2 separate regions of the Homo sapiens genome follow, and region 2 is linked to region 1. Evidence: chromatin contacts called from ENCODE Hi-C or POLR2A ChIA-PET data. All regions are on one chromosome and are shown on one strand. Each heading gives the region's core, a stretch centred on a gene start or an enhancer-like site at or near the end of the contact. The rest is flanking DNA. Distances are from core to core; before and after follow the strand shown. Region 1 holds the start of PAGR1 (PAXIP1 associated glutamate rich protein 1). Region 2 holds the start of KCTD13 (potassium channel tetramerization domain containing 13).

What was found. Hi-C counts contacts between places; a loop is a spot of excess contacts on that map. ChIA-PET counts read pairs that join two places held with the same protein, here RNA polymerase II (POLR2A). Pooled maps may share reads with other maps.
Region 2: a map of thyroid gland shows a loop between it and region 1 (2.4-fold over the local background). The contact joins the promoter of KCTD13 here to the promoter of PAGR1 in region 1. A Hi-C loop is called at or near these places in 8 of 168 maps with a recorded cell type or tissue (B cell, ascending aorta, endothelial cell of umbilical vein and 5 more), 11 of 37 single-sample maps with no recorded cell type and 15 of 50 pooled maps. POLR2A ChIA-PET finds 5 or more read pairs at or near these places in 34 of 52 experiments (A673, AG04450, B cell and 27 more).

The regions. Positions count from the first base shown.
Region 1 is chr16:29,814,831-29,817,787 of GRCh38, reverse strand. It overlaps PAGR1 (PAXIP1 associated glutamate rich protein 1), which reads right to left and starts at 1,636. Exons shown (of 3, transcript NM_024516.4): 1 at 781-1,636; 2 at 496-578. The coding sequence starts at 1,262. PRRT2 (proline rich transmembrane protein 2) reads right to left here. Exons shown (of 4, transcript NM_145239.3): 4 at 1,907-2,957. All of the region lies in intron 2 of MVP-DT (MVP divergent transcript), which reads left to right. RefSeq lists a silencer at 1,325-1,494 and enhancers at 1,685-1,934, 2,185-2,404, 2,297-2,926.
Region 2 is chr16:29,924,693-29,927,649 of GRCh38, reverse strand. KCTD13 (potassium channel tetramerization domain containing 13) reads left to right here and starts at 1,424. Exons shown (of 6, transcript NM_178863.5): 1 at 1,424-1,860. The coding sequence starts at 1,617. KCTD13-DT (KCTD13 divergent transcript) reads right to left here and starts at 1,427. Exons shown (of 3, transcript XR_001752362.2): 1 at 1-1,427. RefSeq lists a silencer at 1,519-1,758.

The DNA of each region.
Region 1 (2,957 bases), core at 387-2,886:
TTAAAGGAAGACAAGGGGCCAGGCGCATTGGCTCATGCCTGCAATCCTAGCACTTTGGGAGGCTGAGGTGGGCGGATCACAAGGTCAGGAATTCAAGACCAGCCTGGCCAACATGGTGAAAGCCTGTCTCTACTAAAAATACAAAAATTGGCCCAGAGTGGTGGCATGCGTCTGTAATCCCAGCTACTTGGGAGGCTGAGGCAGGAGAATTGCTTGAACCCAGGAGGCGGAGGTTGCAGTGAGTTGAGATCGTGCCATTGCACTCCAGCCTGGGGGACAAGGGCAAGACTCCATCTCAAAAAAAAAAAAAAAAAAAAAAGGAAGACAAGGTAGTAATCTAAGTCATAAAGATGGTGCTACTGGGTGAATACTCTCTCCTGCAGCTGTAAGTTGTGTGGGAGCTGAGGCAGCAAGCAAAGGCCTCTAGGGGAGCCGATCTTGGGTAACTGAGCCGAGGCCCTTCACCTCCCCCAACTGTTTCCTCTTCGTTTGTACCTGGGGTGCGTCTCCGGTCAATCAGGGAGTCCTTTGGTGTCACTGGCTCATCATCAAAATCAAATTCCGTGGGCATGTGTGGTCTGGGACAGGTGAACATAGTTAAGGGTGAGGGCGGTCCTCCCTCCCACCCACACGTGTGCTTCTCCCCTGCCCGTTCCTCCTCCCCCGCTGGCTTCCCTCCCTCCACTTTCAAAGGTTCCAGCGTCCCACATTTTCCCCTCCCTATTTCCTCCCGCCATCAGGGGAGCAGCCCCGGGACAAGGTGTAAGGGTGTGCCTTTACTTTTCCTCTTCCTCTTCTTTGGCCTCCGGCTCCTCATCGGATCTCTCCTCTTCGCTCTGGGCCTCCGGCGTGGGAGGCCGGCGGGGCAGGATCTCGGCTTGCAGCTCCAGAGTACCGTGGGCAGCCAGCAGTTCATAGAGCCGCTGGATTTCGGAGGGCGGGGGCATCCAGGGCTGCCCATCCGCAGGCAGCTCCACCTCCTCGTCGCTGCAGGGCACGCACCAGTCCTCGGAGTCCTCCTCGGCAGGCTCTTCTCCCCCAGCGCTGGGGACTTCTCCCTGCGCCTCCTCGCCCCCGGACCCCTCACGCTCGGTCTCCTCTCGGCCTCCTTCCCCCTCGTCCTCGGCCTTACCGGCCGAGGCAGAGGGGCCTCCGGTATCCTCCACGGCCAGAGCCTGGAGGCCGGAGGTCACTTCCCCTTCTTCAGACAGAGGCGCCGCCGTACTGGCCGCAGTGTCTCCATGGCCCCGAGCAAGGGACATAGGCCACTAGGGCAGGGACCCTGCGACGACAGATACTGGAGTCCGAAGCCAGGGTCCCCCAGGGATCGGGCTCCCCTGGGGGTTCGGGACCGTTTCCAGCCAATCACGCTCCCGCAGGGGACTCCGCGGCCAGACCGCCCGTCCCCGGGAGGGGGCGCTCAGTCCCCACCAAGGACCCCGCCCCGGAGATCGAGGTTCGGTACTCCGAGGCTCCCGGGCCCCGCAGAAACCACTTTCCGAAAGAGGGAAAGGGGGAGGAGAGGGACGGGCCACTCTTCTCGCTTCCACGACGCCCCTCTCCACACCCGGACACGGCGCCTTCTCCCCAGACCTTTCAGTTGTGGGCCACGTCAAGTCAGATGCCGTACGCACCTGGAGCTAAGACCCGCCTCCCAGGCTGCGCAGGGTCACGCTACGCAGGCGCACAGAAATGGCGCGGGAGGCTCCGCTCTAGGCAAGGCTACTTGGAAGAGGAAAGCGAGGGAAGGCTTGCACATGCGCGAGTAAGCGCACAGGCTTCAGCCCACAGTAAAGATGGCCACCGGGAAGTCGCATGCGTATACCACCCAGTAAGGTTCTGCCAGAAAGGCAGCACCGCCGGGCCGGCGGGACGAACGCAGGAACCAACCGAGATTGGAGGCGAGTCTCATGCAGTCTCCGTTTATTGGTGTTTCAGACTCATGCAGCATCCGGCATACAAAAAGGGAGAAATCAGTTTGATAATAGCCTTTTTTTTTTTTTTTTAAGAATTTTAGTTTTTTTCTTCCCCCAGACTTTTTTTTTTTTTTTTTTTTTTTTTTTAAGGAAAAAAACCCCCGCCAAATCCGAACCGCGTTGTAGCTCGGTCCCCGCCTCCTCAGCGGGCTGTCGCGTGCAACAAACCTCCCCCATCATCTTAGAAAATAATTATAGAGCGCGGCGCCCCGCCCTCGCTCCTGCCAGTGGGCGCTTTGGTCCTATTTTTTGGATTATTTCATTACGAAGCACGTGAATGAATCTAGCCCCCACACCTTCAAGAAAGAAACTCGCGGACTGGGGTTGAAAAGCCCAGGTGGGCGGGTCAACTCCAGCTGACCTGGAAGGGTCAGCGCCGCGTCCCTCCCTTCTCCCCTGCGTGCGTTCGGAACCAGTACTCGCCACCCTCACCCGAGTCCCCATACGAGGCCCGGCTTGCCAACTCTGCGACCTGCCAGGCACCCTTGGGTGTCCGACCCTGGGTGGTCCCAGCAGAGAACAGTCCGAGCCTGGGGTTGGGGAGCCCTCTCCCAACACTGCTCCCTGCCCCCAAGCCTCGTCTAAGTGCTGTCAATTTTGCAGAGTAAACGGTGACGGGAGGTTGGAGAAGAGGATGCTTAAGGGAGATGAGGAGGCAGGAAGAGGAAGGGGGCGGGACGTGGAGAGGAAAGGGGAGATGATAAAGAAGGGAAGGAAGAGAGGACTGAGGGTTGAGAGATGCCAAGACAATGAAAGTTGGGAGGAGGCGGCCAGGGTGGAGGTCCAGAGAATTTGGGGGGCTGGAAGAAGTGCAGGGAGGCCAGGAGAGATGCAGGGAGGCTGAGAGCGCAGAGTTGGGGAGGTGTTCAGGGAGGTTTCCAGAGTGCAGGGAGGTTTCCAGAAGTGCAGGGATAGGGGGCCAAGAGGCCGGAGGGGATGCAGGCATTAGTGCAGGGAGGTTGGAACCAGTGCAGGGATGAG
Region 2 (2,957 bases), core at 175-2,674, 110 kb before region 1:
GTGGTTTGGACAATGTTCTTGTTTCTGTATTGAGGCTTTATTATGGAATGGTCTTTTTCTAGATCAGTCAGAGAGTGACCTTGTCTGATGTTTTTTGTGAAATTATTTTGCTCAACAGGACACCACCATGGCCGTGCTGTTGGTGCCAGGTCAGCTCCTAGCAACATCAAGGCTTCTGGAGTGAGGGTGCAAACCAGCTCCCAGCTGGCAGCAGTTGCTTTTCTCTTTTACACCGCCACACTCGAAATCAGAAAATTGGCAACCCCTTTGGTAGAACATGAGCTCCCGGTCACTACAGGCCCATTTATACCCAGTAACAGGCCCAGGTCACACATTTACACTCCGACCTTCCTCCTGCGTGTGCATCCCTTACACCAACCACGCCCAGAGAAAAGTCACTCGTCTAGCATCTCCCAGGGACCTGCTGGCAGGGCTGAAGATAGAACTCTGACTCTGTGTTTTCCCTCCAGCAACCCCCCTTGCTAGACATTAAGACAGATTGTTAAATCCCTGATGTATCGGCTTCTAAACTGGATGCAGATCGGGTCAGATAAAAACACTTCTCAGTGCACCTTCTTGTCAACAGTGGGTTCCTATCTATTCTTCTTTCTTTTGGGATTGGGTGCTAGGTCCCACGACATTAGCTGGGATTCTAAGACCTTTGCTCAGCTGCTGCGGCCACCACTGACACGCCCTCTGCTCCTCAAATACGGAGAACAGTTCAGTGTTCCTGCCTGAGGATCTCTGCATTTGCCTTCCCTCTGCCTGGAACTCTTCCCTCACATCCGCTTCCCAGCTTCAGCTCGGCATCACCTCCTCAGAGAGGCCTTCCATCCTTGGTGCCCGGGCACCACTGCTACCCGTTTTGGCCTCTGTTTTTTTTTTTTTTTTCAAAGGACGTTATGTTGCCCAGGCTAGAGTGCAACGGTCCGATCACGGATTACTGCAGCTTCCAACTCCTGGCTTCAAGCGCTCCTTCTGCCTCGGCCTCCCGAGTAGCTAGGCTTACAGGCTGGGGTTACAGGTGTGAGCCACAGCGCCCGGCCGCTTTGGCCTCCTTTAAGAGCTTCCCTCCGCGCTTTGTTCGCAGTTCTGGTCACAGTCTGTTCAGTGCGCGGGGCTGGGAGGCGGGAAACTGCCCAATGCCCAGACCTCTCTGTCTGTTTCCCCTCAAGCTCGTGAAGCTCTCTGACAGCAGAGACCCAATCACGAGGTGGAGACTTCGCTTTCCACATCGGGCAGGGGGTCGGCCGCATCCTCGATCTGGTCCTGGTGACTCGAGACCAGAGAGGAGCGCACGTCGACCCGCCCGGGGAACCCGCAGGCCACACGCCAAACCTCTACGGGATCCCCCAGCGAGGCCACTGCGCATGCTCCATACTCGCAGCCCCGCCCCCATTCAGGGGCGGGGCCGCGCCTGCGCAGCTGCCCGGCGCCGGCTTCCGGGTGGTGCGAGCGAGATGGGGCGGAGGGCCGGTCTTGCAGAGTAGCTGCGGTGAGTGGGCGTGTGCGCCGAGCGGTCTGGCCCAAGGGCTGGGGGCCGGCCGAGGGTCTTCGGGAGCAGGCCGCAGGGCGCGGAGAGATCCTGGGATCGCCGTCCGCCGCTGCTACCCGGCATGTCGGCGGAGGCCTCGGGCCCGGCTGCCGCCGCGGCCCCGTCCCTGGAAGCCCCCAAGCCCTCGGGTCTCGAGCCTGGCCCCGCCGCCTACGGTCTCAAGCCGCTGACCCCGAACAGCAAATACGTGAAGCTGAACGTGGGCGGCTCGTTGCACTACACCACGCTGCGCACCCTCACGGGACAGGACACCATGCTCAAAGCCATGTTCAGCGGCCGCGTGGAGGTGCTGACCGATGCCGGAGGTACGAGCGGCGCCCCTACCGTGCCCCCACCCCAGACCCCCAACTCCCGTTCCCCGCAGTCTCTCACCACCGGGGCTCCTCATGCCCCTTCTCTCTGCCCGCTACTGTCCAGTCAACTCATTCTCAGCTCCCTCCAGCCCCCACATCCCATCTCCTCCCCTTTCTCATTCATAATTTCTCTTCTCCTCCCCCAATCCTTTACCCCCAGCAATAACCAACACTTACGGAACCCCTAACTGCCAGGCGCTGTGGTAAGTGATTGAACGTGTCAGTTCATAATCCTCATGACCACCTCTCCCACCCTTCACCCCTCAGCTCAAGACTTGGGAACTAGCCCTGCTGCCTGCAGTACTACTCCTGGCAGCCTTCCTCAGTTTCTTCCGACTGCCCAGCCTTTTGTTTCCCTCTCTGCTTCAGAACTGCTCACAGCCAGCCAGGAGAGCTGGGAGATCTTGTTTGCCTCTGTGTTCCCCTGACACAGGTCCCTGTACACTCTAGGAATCCACCTGTATACACACATTGCAGAAGGAGGCTGCTTTGGGTTTGCCAGGGACACCAGAGTGGAGGGTGGACAGGTCTCCTTGGCAGGTGAACCTTACCTTCTTGGAGTGTTGCATTCAAGTATGGACCCTTCGTGCCCAAGTGAGACTTTGAAGTTTTGGAGTTTGGGAGTGGGAGAGTCTTAAGGGAGGGGTTAACGAGGACTGTGAGAGCAGGAGAATAAAAATTTGAGAGGCGGAGATCTGCCTTCAAGTATCAAAGGTGAAGAATTCGGCCAGGTGCGGTGGCTCACGCCTTTAATCCCAGCACTTTGGGAGGCCGAGGCGGTGGATCACCTGAGGTCAGGAGTTCGAGACCAGCCTGACCAATATGGCGAAACCCCGTCTCTACTAAAAATACAAAAATTAGCCGGGCGTGGTGGTGTGCGCCTGTAGCCCAGCTACTCGGGAGGCTGAGACAGGAGAATCGCTTGAACCTGGGAGGCGGAGGTTGCAGTGAGCCGAGACAGCGCCACTGCACTCCAGCCTGGGCGACAGAGAGAGACTGTCTCAAAAAAAAAAAAAAAAAAGGGAAGAATTCATTTGTCCAATAAGTAT